Regions from separate parts of the Mus musculus genome. Here all the other regions are linked to region 1. The links are chromatin loops, found by intact Hi-C in ENCODE. Cell type or tissue: left cerebral cortex. All regions are shown on one strand.

What was found. Hi-C counts contacts between places; a loop is a spot of excess contacts. Peaks named below come from ENCODE experiments on the same cell type or tissue, not always from the same donor. Only the 100,000 strongest peaks of a DNase experiment are listed, where the experiment ranks them.
Region 2: a loop joins it to region 1, with 4 times the contacts of the local background. A loop is called at or near these places in 22 of 42 quality-filtered maps.
Region 3: a loop joins it to region 1, with 2.7 times the contacts of the local background. A loop is called at or near these places in 23 of 42 quality-filtered maps.

What each region holds. Positions count from the first base shown.
Region 1 is chr13:30,889,894-30,897,893 of GRCm38, forward strand. The region is part of intron 11 of Exoc2 (exocyst complex component 2); the gene reads right to left. Among named protein-coding and RNA genes, the nearest start is that of Hus1b, 54 kb to the right of the region's middle. In left cerebral cortex, no CTCF peak of the experiment used is centred here; a DNase peak (open chromatin) is centred at 4,335.
Region 2 is chr13:31,614,051-31,622,050 of GRCm38, forward strand. No RefSeq gene overlaps it. Among named protein-coding and RNA genes, the nearest start is that of Foxf2, 7.8 kb to the right of the region's middle. In left cerebral cortex, a CTCF peak has its summit at 4,659 (motif pointing left); DNase peaks (open chromatin) are centred at 1,286, 1,440, 4,411 and 4,663; H3K4me3 peaks cover 1,210 bases; H3K27ac peaks cover 2,138 bases.
Region 3 is chr13:30,982,522-30,990,521 of GRCm38, forward strand. No RefSeq gene overlaps it. Among named protein-coding and RNA genes, the nearest start is that of Exoc2, 12 kb to the left of the region's middle. In left cerebral cortex, no CTCF peak of the experiment used is centred here; DNase peaks (open chromatin) are centred at 3,093, 3,635 and 3,842; H3K4me3 peaks cover 1,515 bases; H3K27ac peaks cover 2,729 bases.

The sequences.
Region 1 (8,000 bases):
CAACACTGGGGATAAGGACCGGCTCCACTGTACTTTTGATTTACATCTGCAGCCCACGGGGAACTTGGAAAACTTGACTGTCAATTATGAGGCGACTGCATTTACTAAGTATCTCCACACTAGGAACAGCAGCAGGGATTCATATGAAGAGAAAGCCCATGGCTCTCCGTAGAGGCTTACTATGTTGAAAATTGGAGCTACAAAGATGAATGCTTTCCAACTATGAAACCCTCCTAGCTGTAAAATTATTATTTTATGACTGGGAGGGAGTTTTGATCTGAAGTTTTGCATCATTTGTATGAACAAAGTGGAAAGCATGCATTTTGATTAGCAGTTGTTATTTGATTGGAGGTATAAAGTTTACCACTTCACATTGAACATGAATCGCAACTACGCCTTGAATGAATGAATGAATGAATGAATGACTCATAAGACTGAAACCCCCTTCACTACGGCTCTGTGGAAGCGATCTGCCGCATAACTACCATGCGGATGGCTCTGGAAAGGTCAAGCAGGCACAGAACCCTGCAGCACAGAGAGAGCTTCCCTCTGAAAGTCCATGCAGGACGGGAGACAAGACCACCCAGTTCTAGGAGTAAAGTCTCACGTCTAGCCGCATCCTTCAGTTGCCACAGCCAGTATCAACTGATAATTTGACCACATGTCTAAGACCCTGTACGATACCTACCATTAAACCCATACACAATCAAAAGTTGGTATCTTATTTTTCCAGTTAAATTTTCTATAACCTCAAGAAGCAACATTCTTTATAAGTTTCTTCTAATGTGAAGTATGCAGAACAAATTAAAACAAACATTAAATCTGGAAATTATTTTTGAAAGAACATAAAACAGAACAGAAATCTTGTTTTACTAAGAGAAAAACCAGTTGGAAGTTTGGTTTAGAAGTAGTGGATGTGTTCCTAGGGTCACTAAAGGCAACCAGTCCTGGTCATGTCATCATTTGTCACCATTTGCTATAAATTTGAAACATTTCTGATTCCTACAAACTGTGAAATTTCCATTAGATAAAAGGGCTTCAGCTTTTAATTGTTTCAGAAAGAGCACTTGTGAAGCTCACAAACATAACGCGTGAACCTGAAACAGCTTCAAATAGCAATAGGACGTCTAGGAGATTCTATAAAAAGGAAAGGAAACTTTAGCATGTGTCATATACCTTGATTATCATGTATCTCATTTTTAAAAGCAAGGATTTTCCTTTTTTAAAATGCAAATATTTGTTAACCGTTCGTTGTTTAGCAGGCTCCATCCATAAAGCCTACAGCTGCGCAGCCAGGGGATACCTTCACTGTGTCTCCATGCCTCCCATAGCAAGTTTCTCACAGTCTACAATAGTGGGGGTTGAGGGGGACGACACTGATCCACAGCCCCAGATTCAGGAGGGCAGCCTACTTCCTTGCCACCCTTAAACACCTTTGAACACACTTTCCTGTGCACAGCGGGTCCTTGTCCTGCTCTGCAGCCCGACCACCCACTGTTGCTTGTTGACCAAACATGTAGGCCCAGGAGCCTCCAGGCAGAGGCAGAGTAGGATTCCTTTCAAGCACTACACAGAGGAATTTCAATGCCAAGGCTGCGGTGGGGGTGGGGGTATCAAGGCAGAATTACAAATTCCTCATGAATTAGACCTGTGTCAACAGATAAAAATGCTCTTTGATCTTCGGAATCTATATATTAGAAGCTCCAACAGAGCAGTTTCCTCAATTTCAAGGGAATAATTTAATCCAAATTAACCCAAAGGACTTAGTCACCATGCAGTTTGCCTCACTCACATTTGAGCTTCCCAATTTTGGTTCTAGACCACATTTCTGGTGTGTACTTCAACATCAAAACAACAGTTTAAAAAAGGAAATAAATTTTGAATACAAAATTAACGATGTGAACTTTCAAGATGCTAGAACAGCCAACTGGCCAGTGAAATAGTTTGTAATAAAGTAGGTATAGGAGTAACCAAAAAGGGTAACCTCTGCTTTTGAGGAAACTTTCTATATTATGCAAGTCAGAGTTATAAAAATCAGATAATACAGAATAAGACTACTTGCAAATGTCAACGTTTTACTGTTGCCTTGCACATGTTCTAAACTGGGTGTACCCGACATTTAGTGTTAAACCTTAATTTCTACTAGGAAGAAAGGACAGGATTAGTTAGGCACCAAGTGGAAGTGGCTCTCACTGCAAGAAGTCTTCAAGCTGTACAGTAAGCCACAGAGAATCAGCTGCAGGGGGCAACCCAAAGAAGAGCTCCTGTGACAAAGCCTTGGTGATCTATCTGTGTAAAACAAAAAGGTGAACAGGTCTCCTGATGAGAGAACAAGATCCGGTTCTTCCCAGTGGCACACACAACAGTTCCTACTCTACTGTGCAGACCCGAAACTCCACTGAAAAGGCACACCTAATTCATAAAGCCTTAACCACTTTTTAAAAAGTGCCTAAGTTACTGGTGAAAATTATTGGTCTTTATTTTCACTTGAAAGGTAAAATTCTCATTCTGCTCGTTAGTTTTCTGTCAACTTGACACAAGTCAAAAAGTTATCTGGGAAGAACTTTAATTGAGACAATGCCTCCATCACCCTGGCCTGTAGGAAGTCTGTGGAACATTTTCTTGATTAATGGTTCACATGGGAGGGCCTGTGGGGGCCGATGGGCTTGGCTTATATAAGAAACTAAGCTGAGCAAGACAGTAAACAGCATTCCTCCAGGGCTTCTGCTTTCGTTCTGCCTCCATAGTTCCTGACTGCCCCTGCTGAGTTCCTGCCTGACTTCTAAACGATGGACTATAATTCATCAGTTGAAATGAAGCCTTCCTTCTACCTGCAATCAGCTTTGGTCAGTGTTTTATCACAGCAACAGAAAAGTAAACTAAAACAGTCATTAAATTTTTTTATATATATATACACACACACACACACATACAAACATATATATACATACATACATACATACATATATATATGTGTGTGTGTGTGTATTTCAAAATCTACAATCAATCGTGTTTTTAAAAACTGTTAATTGTATTCTGGCAAATACAACCGTTTATATACACTTATGCTACTTTCAGACATAGGAACAATTTCTAATGTGGGCACTCTGAATCCAATTCATGATGTTCTTTCTTCCTGCTTCTGAAAACCCAAACACACACACACACACACACACACACACACAAAGAGAGAGGAGAATAGAAATCCTTGCCCTCCCTTGGTTGGGGAGAAGAATGCTGCTTTGGGCTCAGCACTTGTCCTGTGCTTCCCTCTCCTACATCCACTTTATCCTGTGCAGCCCCGTAGAGCTCCCAGACTTACAACAGGTACCAAATCCTACCAAACATTCCCTCTTCTAAAGCCAATTTAAAACACACTGTTATTACAGCATGTGAAAGAACAACTGTCCGGGTGAAGGACTCCCTCCAAGGAGTCTGCAACTAGACACTTCCACACTGCCCAGCGGTTATGTGCCCAATACCAGAGGACTTAGCTGTAGGAAAAAGATGCAGACCAACCTGAATCGACCTGCACTTGCTACAGTAGTGTCTTCTCTTTCCTTCTCCTTCTAAGGGCTATCATTCAGGGCGTGTTATAGCAAACACTGAGAGTCACTCACTCAGCCTCAGTGTTTCAGTCTCCAGGAAATGAACTCCATAATGAACCCTTCCTAATGTACAAACCACACTATAACTTTAAAGTAAAAGTTATAATTTTTAAAAAGTATTTAATATGTGAATAACTTATGTCTACTGTCTTAACTATGGAAATATTTTTTTTGTAATTCTAAAGAAAATTCAGTGACGCCAACAGTTTCCTAATGAGGAGTACAATTTACTCTAATACATGGAAACTACACTACTCTTCCATTAGGAAAACATCAGAATTGTACTAGCAACCTACTTATTTAAAATGCTTATGGAGAAAATGTGTACATAAAGATAACTGCTATATTTAGATAAAGATCAACAAAAGCAGAGCTCATTTGTAGACACCGACTACTGAATGAGCGTCAGCTGAAAAGGAAGCCCTCTGTAACTTAAAGTTTGTGGACAAATATCTTTCGTTTTATCAGTGAGTATTTAACAATCTACTAGATGTTTGAAATCATTAAAAACATCTTATTTTGTTGGCTGGTTGGTTTACAGTGCATCAAACCCAAAGGATTGTGCATGCAGAGCTGTGAGGCACTTTGAGCAGCTCACTGCCTGCAGCCCACTCACCACTGTGAACAGAGAAAAAGCCAGTCAGGTGTGACGTGTCCCCTCCAAGTCTTCAAAGACAACCTGAGCCATGTGCGAATGTTTCTTCCTTCTGTTGTGTGTCTATTTTTAAGAACTCATTGCTTACATAAGTTTGGCTCCTCTTCTAAATGCCCCTCACTGAGCTCTGATTCTAGGAAGTCCTTGTGGAAGCCCTAACTAGAGCACAGATCCAAAGATGCGAGACTGAGCTGACGGCCTTTCCCCCAGTTTACCAGACAGCCAGCTGCTCAGGGAGTTAAACTCAAGCCATTTTAGGAACAAAGAAGACGACACCTTTGAAGGCCACCTTTCAAAGTCCTGTTTGAGAGTCCCAGCAGGGGGTTAACCAAAGGCTTTTCCTGCCAGGAAACCTTAAGACATACTCTCATTTTGGACCTATTTCATAGGAATTCCTAGAGACCAATCCTCAGGCGGTGGAAAAAGTTTAACTTGTGCAATGGTTCAGAGTATTGGGTGGTGTGCACCCAGGGCACCAGAAACAGCATGGTCACTCAGTTCAGGCTAAAAAGAACACAATACTCAAATCCTGCATCTGTATTTAAACCTTCAAAATCAGGTCTTATAACATACATAAATCATGAGATTTAAAAAAACTAAAAATGCTTATGTTTTTCAACATAAACACTGCTTTTCTCTCCTGACACTTTTCCTCAATGTAAAAAGATCCCAAAGGTCATATCTGAGCTTCAGGGTCAGGACCCAGGGACCAGGGAGGGAATCTGGGAATGCCAGCTCTCTGAGGAAGGTAGTGAGCCCTCCCATTGAATCATTTCATGAGCAGCATCTGCCAGGGTGACTGTACACTAATAATGTAACAACTGAAGTCCAAAGGAGGCCCTCCCAGTCCTCGATACAGATCATGTGTATAAAGGACATTTTTTTAAAAAAAGACACCAAGAATTCTTCCCCTGCTTTTAATATTTATAGCCTATCCATTTAAACTGGATTTTATTTCACAAACTGTCTCAGTTCTTAGCCTCTGTTTTGTCTGGGTTTAAACAACTGCATTCATTTCTCTTCTCCAGAGTTAGTAGTCTAAGTGCAGTGACTAGAATAAATAGAAAGCCTTCAGATTCACTGTTTTTAGATTGAAAGGACAGCCAGCTTTCATTGTGAGATGAGGTCCTGAGACTACCTTCTGAGCACCATGGCACCTTGACAACAGAGTTCTAGATGAAATGCAGGCACCATCATTTCAGAGCACACACACCACCTCTAAACAGCATCTGACAGCTGGAATATAGACACCTTCTGACATGCAGGACCTACAACAGACAGCTACAATCAAGACCACCAAGCTTGCGCCAGGCAGTCCGGCACTCTGTCTCTGAACACAGGGGTCGGTCAAATCAAGCCACAAGCACCATCAGGTAGGCTGATGGCAATGATCCTTTCCATCCCTGCCACCCATGAGTCCTGAAGCTCTAGAGGGAAAGCTAGAGGTATCCTGCTCAGATGCAACCATAATTTCTGGGCCCCTTCTAGCAGTCACCTTCATCTTCTCAGTGTCAACTCAGATCACATTCTTAAGCGGAGGATAACAGTTCAATGGATTACTACTTAGTATCGTACAACCTTTCCTTTATAAAATCCACCTATGACAGAAAATGAGCATCAAAACACAGAGAAAGTAGACTTGGCTCATCTGGCTTGGGAAGTCTCAGTACAGATCTTCCTAAGTAGCCTGGGACCAGCCTGCCTTCCTGGCAGAGAAATCCCAGTCTGATGGAGCACTTGCCACAACAGAGCAGCGCAGGCACATGTGGACTGGTGTGCTGTGATTCACAGGCCTGGAGAGAACAGGATGGTGCAACCAGAAAAGGATCTGGACAGGCATTCCTTCCCATGATCAGTGTGTACCGAGAAGGTACATCTGCCAGTCGTTGCTGTGACACCTCCTCACAAAGGAAATCCAACATGTCACATTAGGAACGTATGACTGATGGAGGACCCACACACTTAGTGGATCTTCTTCCACTCTGCCTTACATTGTAATACTTAAGAAAATTGTGAGTGTCTGCTACAAGTTCATCAACAACTATAGATTACATGAAAGAACAACTGTTTATTCCCTGTAAACTTACACTTAAGGCATGTGTTTTAGCTGAAGACTGCCCCTCACACACAGACCTGTACACCATCATTGCATTGCCTGCCAAACTGTGTGTTAAAGGGGAGCAAATCCAATGCCTGCCAAACTGTGTGTTAAAGGGGAGCAAATCCAATGGCATATACTCATATAATTCTGACATGAAAGCATCCTTCTGCAAAAAGGGTTAAAGCAAATGCATTTCCCCTAGTAACCGGCTCTTCTGTGATAGGATACAAACTGCACGTGTACTGGGCACATCTGCCAATTCATCTACAGAAGTATCAGTTAAAAAGTGATGGTAGCATTGCTTCCTGGCTTTTGGTTAGGATCAAGTATAAAAGGCGATTGTATAAACACCTAGGAAGGACTCTAGATAAAGTTAAAATGAGCTTGAAATTTAACAGGTATTTGTTATTCATAAGTTATTAAGATTAGGCATAGTAGTATATGCCTACAATTCCAGGACTCAGAAAACTGAGACCAGAGGACCACTGCAAGTTCTAGGCCAGCCTGGGCTTCATAAAAAATCCTGACTCAAAGCAAACAAACAAACAAACAAACAAACAAGACACCTCCAAATAAAAATAAAATATATTGATATTTCAAGTATTCATATTGGTACTTCGATTTAAAATTTTTAAATAATATTTGCCTCTAAAAATGCACAGATAATTATGTGGTCAACTTCAAATACATAGGATGAGGGAGAGGGAAGTAACAGGTGAAGGACTAGCTAACAACTGATTAAACTAAGCTAGGTATATGAGAAATTGTGTATGCATACATATATGGGGGTATCAATGTGTGTGTGTGTGTGTCTTTGAGAATATGCTTCGTGACTAGGGCATGTGTAAGGCCCCAAATTCAGTCCCCAGCACTGTGTGTATACATGTACATGCATGTGGTTTTCTAAAATGAAATAATAAAACTGCTTCTTCAAAAGATCACATCAATCTTTTAATTAAATGTTATATGTTAAAATTATTTACATTCAGCACTAATGAGACTTGAGGTTATTAATAATAAAAAGAAAAAAAAAAAGACATAAAAGTCGAAAGGGAGATGGTTAGGGATACTAGGAGAAATTGGAGGAAGATAATATTGGTTAAATGTGACCTTTTAAAGAATAAAAACTAATGTTTAAAAATTATTTAAATAATTCATATTAACATTTATTAGTAACAAAACAAAGGTAAAGTTAAGCCTAGTCAGAAGACTAAAGGAAAAATTAAATTCAACAATAACCTATGTAAATTTGCATAATGAGTTTAGGAAATTACATGGTATTGCCATGAAATCTGCAGAGTGGTTCAAAGAGCTGTAAGGTACTGTGTTTTACTTTCAATTAAGAAAAACAGCCTACTAAATAAACTAGGTAAAGCTTGTAACTAACATCCTCTCAATTAATGCGGAAGCTCTACACAAATTTACAGGAAAAAACCAAGAGGAATCTGATTACATGTAATGCTGTTTCACTTTCTCTTTTGAAATGCTCATCTTAAGTACATTCATACATGCATACATAGGAATACATAGCATGAAGTTGAAAAGAGGGGCTGGGCATGAAGCCAGGTGAAAGAACACTTGTCTCGGACACACAAGCGCCATGCTCCCAATCCTAGTACGGAGTAAAATCAAGATT
Region 2 (8,000 bases), 720 kb after region 1:
TGTTTTGTGGGGGAGGGGGTCGAGAACTAACTCTGTAGACCAAGCTGGCCTCGAACTCAGAAATCTGCCTGCTTCTGCTCCCAAGTGCCGGGATTAAAGGCATGCGCAACCACTGCCCGGCCGTTCCGATTCTTAACGTACTTTGAATCCAAAGACTGGAAAAGGGGTGGGTGACTATCTGTCTTTAAAGCCTTGCCTGAACAGTGAAGACTTTAGCCTCCATCCTCAAGAGGAAACCCAAGCTTGCACAGCCAGCTAAAAAATGGAGGAAAGGAGCGGAGATAAAGAAAGGCGATCCCAAGCAAGGGTTTATGTGGATGGTTTATGTAAGTGGCTATTAAAGGGAAAGGTGTTTATATATGTAAAATATGCATATGGGAGGAAGTCCCTGTGATAGGTTAAGCCTCCCTGGGAAGAATCCAGCGGTTGGCCTACCGCAGAGAAGGCTGCAAACCTGGGGGAAAAGGGGGTGGGGGCGGGGCTAGAGGGCTTACAAGGCCATTCAAACCTCAGCTACCAGTCCTAGGCTCTTTAGCCTTTCTTTCAAAACAAAACCAAAAAATATAAATAAATAAATAAATGAAAAAATAAAACAAACAAACAAACAAAAACCTTCTGGTAGGCACTGCCTGTTCGGAATCAAGAGGTATCGACCCCTTCCCCTCCTCCACTGTCCCTGGACTGGGCAGCGCCAGCTGAGGTTCCCTTCTGGCACCTAGTGAGTCCTGTGACCGCCCCAGAAGCTTGTCTCAAAGGGGGCCACCACCCTTCTCAGCGCCGACGTGCAGCCGCTCCCTCTCCAGCAAGGCCAAGGAGCAGCGGTTTACTGTAGGTCTCGTCCCCGCTGTGCTGGGCAGCCACAGATCCAAGCCTGGGAGGAAAGGCTGGCAGAGAGGGAACTACCGTCCATTTCTACCTTTTAGGTTGTAGCCTTTGATGACCCTTGAAATTTCGATCCCGCTGCGTCCAACAAGGTCACTCTCCTATGAAGAGTGTCTCTTATCCATCGCCATCTGTAGCCACAAGTATGTGGACATTGAGCAGGAGGCTCCTGTCTCAAAGGACACAGGACCGCTGCGGGCCACCAGGTCCCTTGTCCAAAAACTGGCCCAGCTGCGCACCTGCTTCAGCTCAGCGCCTGCCGGCCTTAGCTTCCTGTGCAAGTCTACTTCTTACATCCTAAAACAAAGTGAAGGCACCAGCAGCAGAGTCCAGTTCTCCCCCAAGCACTGCGGGCTTCGAGGCTTCGGGGCTTCGGGGCTTGGAGGTTTCGGCGCTTCCGGGCTTCGGGGAATCCGCGCGTGGAAAGCCGCGGCCACGGAAATCTGCCCGGATTGGGAGGAATCTGCTCCCTGGGTTTCAGGGCCGACCTTCACCCCTTCACCGAGCACTGCCCACCGGCCGTGGGTGGAAGGAAGGGCTCAGCTTGCACGAATTCGTTGAAAGATTTCACAATAACCCTATCAATACATATAGAAAAAATAACTCTCTATATATAGTTACCTAAGTATCTATAGTTATAAGTACCTGTTTACCTGTACCGTAAGTCCACAATGCTGCAGATCCCAGAGACTAGTAGCCTAGGGGTAAGGTGGGTGGGTAGGGGTGCTAACAGAAGTCTTTTTATATCCAGGCTGGGGCTGGAGACCCATTCGCCAGATTGCTTATAGCGGGGAAACTTCTGCCTTGCACAAATTCAAGAGACTGTTTTGCAAGTGTCTGAAGCCAGCCAGCAACCCCGCAGGGTTCCTGGAGGGTCTCCCACTCCTGAAGCATTCGTTGTAGGCTTTTTCTTTCCGCCATGCTTTCGTGCTTTCCGGAATGGAACACTCAAGCAAAGGACTTTTATAATACAGGCCGGCTGTTCGTGGCTCCTCCCGCGTGAGCCATCCCAGGACCCTCAGACCAGACCAAGATAGGGCAAGAGCCAGCACAACCCAAATTGGAGCACACTTCTCTGGCCCAGGAATTTTTGCTTTGGAGCTTGCAACCTTCTGTTGTCTTATTTCAACCCGCACAGTTGACACACCCACCATCAATCCCGCACCACCACGTTCTCCCCTATCCCACGTGAGTGCACATGCACACTCCAGGGCACCGTCTTGTTGAACAATGCTAGGACACATCACCTGTGTGAGGGCGCGAATCTCTCCCCAGGTGCAATGAACGAGGTAAATCCTTCCTAGGGCTTCCTGATCCTACACAGAATAATATCCATCTTTCCTTTCCATTTTTGATCTGGGCAATTGGAGTCCCAGCCATAGCCTAGAAACTTCATTCTTGAAGGAGCCGACCACTGCCCCCGCCCCCTGCGCCCGCCGCCTGCAGCGCCACCAGGCCAGGCTAGAAGTGGGCTTAAGCACACCGATTTGCACGAGAGAAGTTACTTAGAGTGCTGAGGGGGAACAATCCCATGTGGAATGAAACAGGGTGACTTAAAATAAACAGAACTTTTACTCGCTTGGGCCAAAAGTAACAAGATGGCTGTGTGTATCTTTTTACACCATTGATTCTATTTTTACAGTCACCATGGGAGAGTGTATGGTCATTATCTCTTAATTTTTAGTATTTATATTTTACGGAAAAAGATGTAAAAACAGAAGTTCGAGCATACTTAGCAACGGATCTGAAATCACTATGACCAAGTGTAATTTGGCAAGCTGTAAATTTAGGGCTACCTATCACCATTCTGGAGTGATCTATCCTATCAGCTAAGATTTCATTGAACATGAAAGAGCAGAACATGTGCCCTCAAGGACACAGAAAAAAATGAGTAAATCAACAAATATTTAATAAATGTACATAGAGTCTTGACATTAGTCAAGAGGTCAAGGAGCAAGGCTAATAAACGTCTTTGCCAGCATCTGCAGCTCTCCCTAGCCCCCCTGGCCAATCAGACATTCTCCTGCAGGCACTTTCAAACTATGAGAAAAGCTCTTCCCACAAATAGCCCCTGCCTAGAAATGTATTTTAAAATGCTGTACAAGGATGATCTCATACATACATACATACTTACATACATACATACATCACATACTTGCACACACACACACACACACACACAGAGAGAGAGAGAGAGAGAGAGAGAGAGAGAGAGAGAGAGAGAGATGTGTTCTCTAGAACTGATATGGGCTGTGCTAAAGAAAGCAATGTAGAGTTGACTCTGGTGACGAGGGAGGGAGGATCGTGATGGTAAGCACACACTGGACTTTCAAGGAAGAAAGCTGGCAGAGCAAAGCCAAAACTTGGGCTTAAAGTCCCTCTGGGGGAGAGGGGAGCATCACATTGGAAAATTCTGTTGGTGAAAAATATGCAGAGCACTTGTCCTGCCCTGATTCTGAGTGTCCTGTTGGTGGTGGTGGTAGTTGGGGGCGGGGGGGGGGGGAGTTGCTTGTTTATCCAAAAAATGAAAGACTTGGGGGTGTTAAGGGGAGGAAAAATGTGCATTTTCAAAAACATGACTTCTAGAGGTGCTTAAAATATTTCAGCCAGAAATGAAAATTGAGGAAATAATTAAGGCAATCGAGATAATAAACTTGATACTTGGTTGTCAGGAGAGTGGGAGAGAGGGAGACTCTGCATATTCCCTATCACTGTACTGTGAATCTCTTCGCAATATCAAATACAAAATACCAAAGTAAAACTTCACAAAAGGATTTACTGTTTGCACCAATAACTTATTTGCACTCATTTTAAGGGATTTTCTCTTTTCCTTTCCTTTCTTTTCTTTTCTTTTCTTTTTTTTTCTTTTTTTTTTTCTTTTCTTTCCTTTCCTTTCCTTTCCTTTCCTTTCCTTTCCTTTCCTTTCCTTTCCTTTCCTTTCCTTTCCTTTCCTTTCCAGCCAGTAGGATGCTTGGGTGTGTCTGGTTCAACCCCAGCCTGCTGCCAGAGCCTACTCCCACCTGCCTGGAGCGTCCACTTTAGGTCCAGCCTGTCCCTCAAGGACCCTTCAGGTTTCGTTTCACTTTGCAGGATTTCACCAGGACAATTTTAAGAAGCCACATAGGCTTTCCTCTGTCTAGAAGAATGAGAACAAAAGCAACCCCTAGTATTGCCGTCACTGAAGACAACGGGAGACCAGATGGCTGAGGTCCAGAAAAAAAAAGAAAAATAGGCCGTTTGTAGAAAATCGCTGCGGAACCCCGACACAACAAGCCTGGGGGTTGGTTGGTGTATTCTTGGTTGGTTGGTTCCCTTATTTGTTTTCGGTTCACTCATTTGTTTACAGGACCAGAGTAAAGCTCCAGGAGCTCCCTATGTAATTGAAAACTAAGGCATAATGCCCTTAACTCCTACCCGCTCCGCCTCTACCACCACCACCGCTCATACCGCCTTTGAAAACCAAAAACTAAAGGAACTGACCGACCTCTTCACCTGGACCTAGCTCTTTTTCCTTTGAAAATGGAACTGGAGAATGTGCCTCTAAGGGGGACCAACCGAGGACGAGGACGTGATAAGCCAGTATTTGAAGGCATCTATCCACCTAGCGCAACACTAATAGACCTCAACCAGTTGCAAGGGGGTTGGGGGGAGGGTGCTGCCCACCCCCACCCCCACCCGGCTCCAGCGCCCGCAGGTGAAACCAAGCCTTTGGGGGGTGGACCGCTGCAGGCTGCCCCAGGGGCTGCCATTTCCAAGAGCCTGGCGCCACCCAGCGGACACAAGAGGAACACTGGGCGCGTCTCAGTTCCCCCAAGTCGCCAGAGCAGACACAAAAGCAAACTGACACTCCAAAAATCCACAACCAGGCTTTGCAGCTCGCTCCCTCTCAAGCAGCAAAGACTTTGCGAGCAAACCCCACAAGTATGTCATCCTAGACATACTATCTTCTTTGAACCTCGGGAAGCAAAGTGTGTCCTCCCAAAAACACAAACCAAGAAGTATTCAAAGTTGACATTACTCAGAGCGAGGATGTAGGTTGGCAGGCGCAAGGCAGAGTCCTGGAAAAGGTGGGAAAGAGGACGAGGGGGTCCGTAAATCATTTGGAGGGATTTTTGGCCCTGGTCCTTGTTTCTGAAAGCGTTCCGAGCGTCTCTGACGCTGGTTACATAGTTACTCTCTTTTCAAGCGCACGCCCACTGCAGACTTTCTGGTGTCCAAGGATTGTGTTTGAAAGGGAGGAAGCATTCTTGAAGTGGTGGGTGACAGATTGTCTAAACCCTTCTAAGATATTCTGCACGGGAGATTTTTGAGGCAGCTCAGCCATGAAGATCCCCTGGAGGAAAGGGGTAAGCGAAGAGCGCCCACACGCAGCCCAATCTCGAGCCAGACCCACACAAGAATATTGGAGTTAGGCTGAGACTGTCGGGAGGGGGAATGCCCAGGACAGATGGGAACCTCTGTCCTGTATCCATGAACCCCACTCTTTCAGGCTCACCTCATAGGTGCACGTGGAGGGGGGAGGACTTGGTGGGGAGAGGAGACTCCCAACACCCCAGCTTCAGGAGAGAGAAGAGAAGGGGTATGGAGTTGTGGAACACACCCTCAACCCACCTTCTTTCGGGTCTTGCTGGTTTCTCTGCCACTTTTGCTGGCTGTGGTTTGCCTTACTGTTGAGCTGTTTTCTAATCCCAGTGGAAACCCTAACAGAACTAGAAAGTGTTCCTACGAGGCGAACAGGCTTAAGGTTGACTAAACCCATGCCAACACGTGAGTTTGGCAGGCTGATAGCCCAGTTATCAGCTGCACAAGGTTGACTAAACCCATGCCAACACGTGAGTTTGGCAGGCTGATAGCCCTGTTATCAGCTGCACAGTCTCCTCGCTGACTCTGGGTGAGCAGCAGCAGCCTTAGGAATGCCCAAGGAGTATTCTCGGCCTGATGTGGGGTCTTCCGGAGTCCTCCTGGAACTACTGAAACCCGAGGCCATGAGGCACCAGGAGCCCCCTCCTGGAAGGGTTAGGTGCACACCCTGTGTGGACTGGAAAATTGGGGGCTAGCTGGGTGGTGAAAGGGGCTGCTCAGGCCCTGCTCTCCGGGACTTCTTTTTTTTCCCCAGCACCCCCTGGGCCAGCCCCGTAAGCCAATCGCCCTCTAAGACTCCAGGGACCAAGGGGCAAGCTGAAGGGGTCCAAGGCCGGGTAAGAGTGGCAAATGGGGAGGGAGACTCCGCAAGAAGCAGCACTTCAGAGGCGGCGTCTGGGCGCCCCGAGGTCCCTAGTCGGCCTCTGGGCGCCTAGCACGTTTTATTTATCCCTACAGAGGATGCTGGAGGACAAAAGAAATATTTGGACGTCAGAACTGATTTATATTTTTGGAAGAGCTACGTTTCCTTTTCTGAAGAGAGGCGAGCGCGCCCCATATCCTGCGCTCGGCGGGAGGACTGCAGCGAGTCTTGATGCGCCAGGAAGTTCATCTGCGCGGAGTCGCGGGGCCCAGCGCCCCGCCGAGATCGCTGCCCTCCTAGATATTTATTTATTTATTTGGGGGGGAAGGGAAGGCAGAGGGCGAGGAGACCCTGCCAAACTAGAGAAGAAAACCCGGCCACTGGGTTGGGACCTCCAGGGCGCTTCCGTGAAAGCCTGCCCGCAGCCAGCCGACTTTCCCGCTCCATCGGGGAGGTCTGGGGCCAGCCTTGCAGCCTCTGGGTGTTGGTGGGTGTTTTCTGTAGCATCCCTGTGTGCATGCCCAGTGCCCTCCTGGAGTGACCTCTTCGGGCTCTGCAGAGCTTCCCCGTGTGAGCCCGAGTGGCAAGCCACCCTAGCCACCTCCAAGGTGGAAGAAAGGAGGGGGTTGAGAAAACTCAAAGAGGGAGAGAGAGGGTAGGGAGAGAGGTAGGTGGGAAGGGAGGGGTGTGCATGCGAATTCCCAAGAGAAAAGATAACCAGGGACAGGCAAGGTGGCCACTCCTGAGTGTACTGTGCTGTCTGCTATAGTGTCAAGGCCATGAGGCCACCAGACTCCCACAGGTTTCTAGATAATCTCAAAGCCCCAAAGCCAGCAGATATTTTCCCCCAGCTGTACAAGAGGCCTCTCAGAATCAACGTGCCTAGGGGGCATCTGCACTCACACTCTCTTCCCAGATACGAAGTGCAGGTCTCCCAACTTCTTCATCTTCCTTTGAGGGGGACCCTGGCCTGTGCCCTTGGCACCGCCATCCCTAAACATAGCAGGCTGTAGAAACCTAAATGGCACTTGTTCCTTCCTGCAGGGGTGGGGTGAGAGTGGGTACTGTGGGGACAGGTTCCTCGTGGAACTCTCATTATGGCCATCTAGAAATGGATAGAAAGAGGCCTAGGAGTTTTTGTTGTTGTTGTGTTGTTTTGTTTTGAAAGGAGGGGAGGTCTGGTAGATTAGCCCTTTGTCCTCCCACTCCAAGCACCTCTATGACCTGGCCAACTGGGTCACACAGAGTCTTGCCTATAGCCAGACCTCCTGAGCTGTGGCACTGATCTTTGAGGAGGGTGGCTTTAAGAGTCCTGCCCTGAACACATGCACTTGGAGTGCTGATGGATGAATGCAAATAAAATCTGGCTCTTGCCTCTCTCACTAGGCATATATAGAAGTATAGAAGGAGTATAGAAGTTCTTGGCCAAGGAAAGAGAGCAGACTGTAAAACGAGGTTTAAAATTATTAGCTATGCCTTCCAGATTAAGTTCCTCTCTCCAATCCCTGCTGGTGGAGCAATCACCTACGGCCACAAAGCTCAACGTTGCCACTGACCAATTCTGAAAGGTCTGGCCTGTGGTAGCAGCAGGCAAAGACTACCCAAGGAAACCCAAACCCTGTGCCACAAGCAATTATTGAAAGGCATCGTGGGCGCTCAAAAACCTAAGCACGGATCTAAACACGTGGTTAAAATGATGAGTTCTTCCGACCCAGGCTCAGGCTAAAGGAAGAGAAAGGTACAGAGCATGCCAGCTCACCCAAGACCCGTCCTGAATACCCTTAAATACGCCTAGTGTAGATGGGTCTCTGCCATCCTTACTGGTTTAGTCTAAGCCAGTTCATGTAAAACCCACGAAACAAAGGAAGCATGCTAAGAAAAGATTTAAACCACA
Region 3 (8,000 bases), 93 kb after region 1:
TATCTACATACATTTATACATATGTATGTACATATACAAAGTCATACATACGCAGGATCACACACCAAACAAACACACATTTGCTCAAAAAGATAAAAAATTTAAAAAGAACTTGGAAGTAGAAGCTCCTACAAAAAGCTCAATGGGTAAACAGAGGCAAACTCCACTGGAAATGGGCCTAGGTGTGGATGTCAAGAGCTGTGGGGTCTCAGGACCTTTAGGGTGTTTAGATTCTCTTTTATTTAACCACGTTGTAGCCTACTTTGCATCCTTCTGCCATAATTTCAATATTTATTCCCTAGAGTTTTGGGGCCTCCAGCACAACCCCATGTGAAAAGAGTCTTGACAGTGGGTTCCAACTTTCTTTTTAATTAACTCCATTTCTAATTAACATATTTCATTTTGTGGCTCATCTCAAGGTTCTTTGCCTTCGACATCTGTTCAGATCAGAGGAATATGTAACTAGAGAATTGTGTTTGGGAAGGTTTGGGCTTCCTGACCACAGCGTTAGCTTCGATCCGAAAGTGAGTTGACAGCTTGCATTGGCCAGTCTGTAGGCCCACAGGCCGGTTGCTCTCTTAACTTTAGTGCCTCTTGCTGCCTCTCTTATGAGAAAAGGGTTCTGAAGGAACCCTGGTTTATTCTGCCTCATGCTTGGGATAAACTAATCCGAATCAGGTGAGTTATGAGTTGTTTACAGTTGGAAGTCAGATGTAGAAAGCTGACTCAGAGATCCAACAATTGTACAATCCAACACTCTACAGATGGGCCAGTGTTCTAAGTCATTTAGTTTTAAGAGAGAACTAATCGGAGAGGGTGGCTCATACCTAGGCTCTTCTGTCGTTTGTTTCACGGCACCGGTTAGGAGCCCTGCCTGTTCCAGGCACACTGCAGATGATGGTCTGCCCTCTGTCCTGTAAGCCCTCCTTACATTTGCAGGAGACACAGTTTTGAAATTCTAGGAATTAATTTCTTTTGGACAGTGTGTAAATTCATCTGTGGGTTAAGTCTGCAAATTGTAAAATACACCGTGAAGCAACACATCTCTGTTAAAATGAAATGACAGCTCTGGGCCCCACCCTGGAGAGGGTAAGTCACAAAAGGTGCTTCTGTTTTTATTCATACTCTGAAATACATTTCTTTAAAAAAAACATTTTAGATTTATTATTTGACACCGAGAGAACCCCCTCAGACATTCTAAAATTTATTGATCACAGGAAAGTAGATGTGATTAATAGGAAATACTAAAAAGAAATTAATTTTATTTTAGGGTATTTTTAAAAATAGTAAACACTGTAAAAAGTCCAATTTATTCAGACTTATTTACAACAGCCTAGGCTTCTAAATACACCATAACCTTAGAGCTATTTATTTTATAAAATACAATATGATATAATAATATAGTCAGGCCAAAGCTTAGCATACTACTGCAAGAGAGAGGGAAAAAACCAATAATTATAATAATAATAACTTAGAAATTAAAAAGAAAGAAAGGTGCTGCATTTGCCACGGTGTGGTTTACTTTTTAAATTAAACACATTCACTTTTACACAATGAATGAGTTTTTCCTAGCCATTTGCTAAAAGGGGGAGAATTTAATGATTTTATTCTTCACTAGATTGGCTATTCTGAATAGCCATTTAAGATTAAATATATACATTTCCTGTGCCGCATGCTAATTCTACTTTGAAAGTGTTTACCTTAAAGAAATAATAAACTCATTTTCCTTTATTTTTTTTTATTGAATTTAATACACCTTTTAAGCAGGTTAGCCTCCTAGCAGGTTATAGTCTATGAAAAGCCATGTAAACAAAAGGTATTGTGATTATTATATGTAGGGCACATCTTAGATAATGAGTTTCAAATTTATAACCAATATTGTGTGAAAAATGATTGTCATTCAGCCTGTATATGTATAGTCAAAGAAAGAACAGTTTGCTAGGCAATATTTGCATAACCACGATCCCCCACCCCAAATGAACTTCTTTAACTATGAGAGAAAAAATAGGAGGTAAGGAAAACAAGGTTCACCCTCAGCCCAAAAGAAGAAAAAAGAAAAGTTTATACTGAAAGTAGATCCTATTTATGGATTACAGTAAGCCTTTTCACTCCAGAATCCAAATATCTTTATATTTTCATTTATTTCTATCTAAAGGCATGATTTTTGACAGCTTAAGGCTATTTCTATAAGAAATAACTCATTTCATAACACTTTTATTAAAATGTGCAGATGAAGTTTTTTTTTTAATCTCTCATAAAAAGAGCCAACATTTTTCAAGAAGTTACTTTTAGTTCCCCAAGAGACCCTTGCTTCGTATAATGATCGTATTTTGTCCTTTTTGAGGTGAATCCACAGGCACTGTAAACCTGTCAATTACCTGGTAGCAGAAACCAAGTCAAGGGATGGAACCTCCGGAGGTTAAGAAAGGGACCTAGATCCAGTTTACTTAGAACACACAGTGGGACCTGATTTGCCCTTCCGTAAGCTCTCCTTTGAAGAGTCGAATTAAAGAAGTTCTCTCCAGTAACCAAATCTATTAAATATATAGAGATCACCCAGCCACTCTGAAATTCTCTTTTAATAGATATATGCAAAATGTTTAAAGTTTACCCTCTCTCCATAGTTTTAATTTAGCAGTAACCAAAGATGCGCATCCACAGGATGAAATCGAAAGTCATCTGTGAAGTCTAAATTCTCTAAGCTACATGTGTAAATTTAATTTTGCCAAAATTGTGTTTTTATACAATTCCACTGAGACATTTTGACTGTCCCGCAATACACAATCCACACAATGGTAGGTTATTAGAACAACGTGGTTTGGCAGCTCGAGAAAATTAAAAAGTTTTGCCGTTAGCTTTTGTGTCCCTGAGTAAAAACGCTTGGAGAATGTGTGTAGTGCCATGACTTGTACCAACCTCAGCGGGACAGGATGCTGAAATAAGCCCTGCTTCTTAATATTAAACGGATAGAAATCAGGGCCCGTGCGTTTTATGAAGAGCTGTTAAGTGGTGGCAGCTCCTTCTTTGGCTGGCGTTTGGCAGGGCTACGAGCCTGTCACCGAGTCCCCAGGCGGAGAGGAATCCGTGCGGACCGAGTGAGGGCTCTGCAGTCTCCGGGAACAGCTGAAGCCAGACTAACGCAGAGCCAGTCTCCTGCGCCTACAGCTGACTCGGCACTGGCTTTTCTTCTTTTGCTGTAGTTGAAACTGAACCGCTTGCACTGCTGAGAAAATGCCATGAAAATATAACCCGCCGCATTCCAGGAAAATAAATAAGCAAGGCCACCCAAATTTTCAATTAGTGCCGCAGCCGCATGCAGGAAATGGCATGCGATCCGTCCAAGGCGCCCTAGGCCGTGGAGGGGCAGTGGGGACAGGAGAGGGTGGGAGGCTGTGACAGTGCCTTTCACCCTAGCCCACACTTCTTGGCTTGCTGGGAAGAAGCGCTGAACTTCCTATATCCTAGCATAAACTAGGGCCAGCCAGGCCTGTGTGAGTCGCCCGAAACGGAAACAGAGCAACGTTCCCGGGCAGTTGATAAAAATTGTAAAAGAGCTTTTGATTTCAGGTGTCAGACTTTAAATCTGGTTGTTTCTTCCCGCCTGGCTACTGCTTACCCAAATGCTGCAGGCAGCCTGGGAGGCCACTGTTTTTAGACTGCAGGGTGCAGGACTGTTGCTGCGCTCAGGGTCTGCCAGACTTCTGCAGTCAGCAGGGGATGGAATGGTATCTGACATCCCTGCGAAAATGAGAAGTCAGCTTTGGAAACTCCTTTCCTTGGTGGCATTTGTCTGAAGTGTTCAAATCTCTGCTTTGAAGGCCTGGATTCTTCCCAGGCCCTCCAGGGTTTTGCTTCTGTATCCGGCCCTGCTTTCTGTTTCACTTCACCACCCTTTGCAATTTTCCAGCTCACCGTGCTGAAGTTGGTCAGGAGAGGATGGCTTTTCAGTGGCGTGGTGCTCCTTCCTCCACAAGACAGCTATTTTATTTTATTTTTTTTGAATGAATCCTACCAGTTATGTGGGGATAATGGTTTTAAAACCTATAACTAGACTAACGAACGTTTTTTGATCTTCATCCTTAGGGAATTGATAAACAAAAAGCAAATCGACACCGTCTGGCATTTTTTGCTGTTTTTGTTTTTTCCTTTAAATCAAGAAATGAACTAATTGAGTCCCACTTGCGGTTAAGGAAAATCTGCTAGGAATCTCATACCCGTTATTGTGTGGGGCAGACAAGAAGCACCCAGAATAAGCCCTACTTCAGCTGAGCGTCAAGTATGACATTCACGTTGTACATTGTACTCGTGTGACTTTCGATGCTGTGAATCTGTGGTAATAGCGGGAAAGCCTTTAAAATGGTATGTGTCTCCTCACGCAGACTGCATGAGAACAAACCCTCCCTGTGCATTTCTTCTTAACTGGCTTCTTTTAGTTCATAACATTTTCTTGGCAAATCAACTGCTTTGTTGGGTCAGAAGGGCGACCATTTCCTTTTTGCAGTAAAATTCAGAATTTCATCTTTGTACAACGCAGCAGCGCTTCCTCTCATTGAATTCTAGTGGTTTTTAAGTTGGTTCTTTACAAAATAAGGAAGGGGGCGTGGAGCCTTCCCCATTTACATAGTTTCATTTCCAAACATGCGTGCCTTTAGATGTAGCAGGTTGTAGAGTCTGGAGCCACCGGCAGACCAAGATTAGTATCCTGCAGTGAGCCAGGAGCTCGGCCACTAAGCTCTGTGAGACAGTCTGCCAGGGGCAGCCTCCTTAGCCTTGGCTCTCTGGCCTGCCTCCCTCACTGCCTCTCTTTATGTGTCCTGTTGTCTCCGTGTCCTTCACTGTCACATTACATCATCGAAACGATTTCTAGGAAGTTATCTAACAAATAAGCACCAGGTGTACACTTTATCCATAGGATTTAACTTATTTATCCAGCAAATGGCTCTAAGCACCATGCTCGGTGAGCTCTCAGAAATATAGAAACTACACTAGCACATCTCATATGAATAACAACACCACACACACACACACACACACACACACACACACACACACTCAACTCCAAGTAACCATGAGGCAAAAGTTTGGTCTCCATGTCAGAGCTGGAAGAGACCTTGATACCTGTAAACCAAATCTTTGATTATACATGAGAAAGTTAAGGCTGAGAGTAACAAGTTGATATGATCTGCTGGTTCACCTAGCATCCTTTCTGGATGACATCACTATCCAAATCTTCCACTTATATCACAGTGGGTAAACTTGCTCAAATGTATCCTCTCCAGGAGTCTTCTCCCTCTGAGAGAATTACACCACCATTCTACTCAGAACAGCTGATCTGTGGCTTATTTCAACAACAGAATAGGAACAGAAATGGCCTGGTCCATATGTCATCATATCCTCTCTGTCAGGACACCCGGTGACCCAGAGAAAGGCTGCTTTTTCTGCCTAGCTAGGCTCTGTGATCAAGAGCACATGAGATGAAGTCAGGAAGCGAAGGATGAAACTTGAATGAGCAAGAAGTTGCTGCTATAAGCCCCTGGGATTTTATAGTGGTCATTGCAGCAGGACACAGCTCAGCAGATGGGTCCATCACTGTCTTGCTGAATGGCAGCAGTTACTTACTCTTCTGTAAATTTTAACTGAGGCGAAGTCATGATGGACAAAGTGCCCTTTAGGACTATTTTTATTTTTGCGGTGTTGAGGATAAACTCAGGTCCTTGCATATATGAAACAAGCAAGATATTACTGAGCTATAGTGATTCTAGGTTTTTATACTATGTTCTCGAGGGGAGTTTGTGGAAAGGAGGTTTTGACTGCTGTGTTCTGGTGCCTTAGGATGGTCTGGTTTCTAGAAGGTGAGCCCAGGTGGCCAGAAGCCCAACTGGAAGGCTGTGAATTCCTCTGCCCAGAAAACACGCCTTGAAGTGCTTTTATTTGACAGAATTTTAGCAGAATTGGCTGCCTAAGAGGGAAAGATTCTCCAGAAAGAATGGAAGGGAGATAGGCTTTCTCTCTTGGGACATTCTTGGATCTTAGGAAATGGTCCTTTGCAGTAATAAGTGGTGATGGGAGACATTGTCTGGAAAGGCTCTGACAGTAGTCAAGGAATTAACTCAATGCTAGAAGCATTGTTTGGTATGTGCAAGGCCCTGGGTTCAGTCCCCAGTGCTACTTTTAAAAAGCCCTAAAAATGGCTTGCAGTTCCTTTCATTCTTATTGCTCCTTCCAGGAGCATGTGCCCTTTAATAAAGAACAAAACTGTAACCCAAAGAACTTAACTATTATGTATGCAATTACACTTACTAGATTAGGCCAAGTGTCTTTTTGTGTTTTCCAGGCAGGGGCAAGCAGGTCTGAGTTGCCTGCAAGTGTCTCCTGTTGGATTTCAGCAACAGAGTTGCTGGTGTATTGGAACTGGTCACAGGTTCAGATAGTTCCTCAGCGTCTATGTGTGTTCTCAACCCTGAGCACAAGACAGCCAAGGGCAGAGTAACCTACCAAGTTCCTCACACAAACAAGCCCGTACCCAATACCTATTGAAGAGTAAATTAATAATATCTTCAGATTTCCCTGCTCTTCATGTTTAGAAAATGTGACCATTTTATATCATGAAAGGATTATGATTATATTTTTTTTATTTTAACAGGCAGCAAAGAGTTAGAATTCTTGCCAAAATTTGCCCAACAAAAATGAGAGCCTTTACTGACAAACAAGTCAGATTCCTCTTTTTATAGTAATAGCTCTCAGCTTTGGACTGTGCATCTTCCAGTCGTGCATGTAACCAAATGTGCCATTCAGAATCCACTGATGGATAAATAGTTCAACAATTGGATAAAAACAGTGGATCATATGGAATTGCTTCATAAACCGCAGCTTATTTTAGCCCCATGCTCTACAATGATATTTATAACAATTTGCATTTTATCTTTCTTTCCCATGGGCATCTTTGGAAGCTCAGCAATCATACACGATGAACTTATACACTGGGGCAATCCTCTACTGGAGGAGCCTGTTCCTCAGAGTAGTTCTCTCTACAAGGAATTCACCAGCATCCTGATAACATGGAAACACCTCACTCAGGATGATACATCTGGGTAGCCCAATATAATGATGTTAAGAGATAAACTGATTTACTAGCTTAAATATAGCCAAAATAGAGTGTGAACAACCAAGCAATAGACATTGTGTACAGCAGGTATCTGTCGCTCTCATCACTCACTAAAGGCAGCACTGACATGCCCAGCAAACGGGTTGGGGAACCCCCGATGATATACTGGTTTATTCTGCTGTGCCAGCATCTCTCTGGGCAGATGAACAGTACCAGTTTGTTGTGCCGAACCAACGTAACACATTCTACTCGCTGGCATGGTGGGGTTTGATTCAGCGCAGCCTCCTCGTGTGTTTGCTTCCTGTTTTTCCCATGGTAAATGAGTCTCTGCCATGCTCTCTCTCCAGTGTGGTCATCACTGCTGCTTTCCATTATTGCTGTATTTGGCAAATGAAGGTATCTGCTGCCCCTTCTGTGCACAAGGCAGAGGGCTCAGTGCTAATTGTCCAGAGGCCGGGGGGAGGTGGGGGGCATCCGGCACTTTCTTTTTTCCTTCCACGTCTGGATATCCTCCCACCTACCACCCTCCTGATGAAACACACACCAAACCATAACCTATTTAGAGGTTGTGGCACTTGGCCATCTTCAATATAGCCGTCCACTCTGAATTTAAATTTGTCACCATTCTCCTTAGAGGGAATGAGAGGGAAAATGAATTTAATTTAGTATAAAAAATAAACATTTCTGGGTGCTGGAAACGTCTGCGGTGTTTTAAGAGCTGTTATCATTAATCAGTCAGGCATGTTTACCCAGCCCCAGGATTGCTTATGCAACGGAACCGCAGGCCCCGGCCCTTCAGTGAGCAATGGCCACCAGCATCCGCGGCAAAAAAGTATGTTCATAGCAATCACAGCGCTCCTGACTGCTCAGACATGTGGCCTCTTTCAGAGTGTGC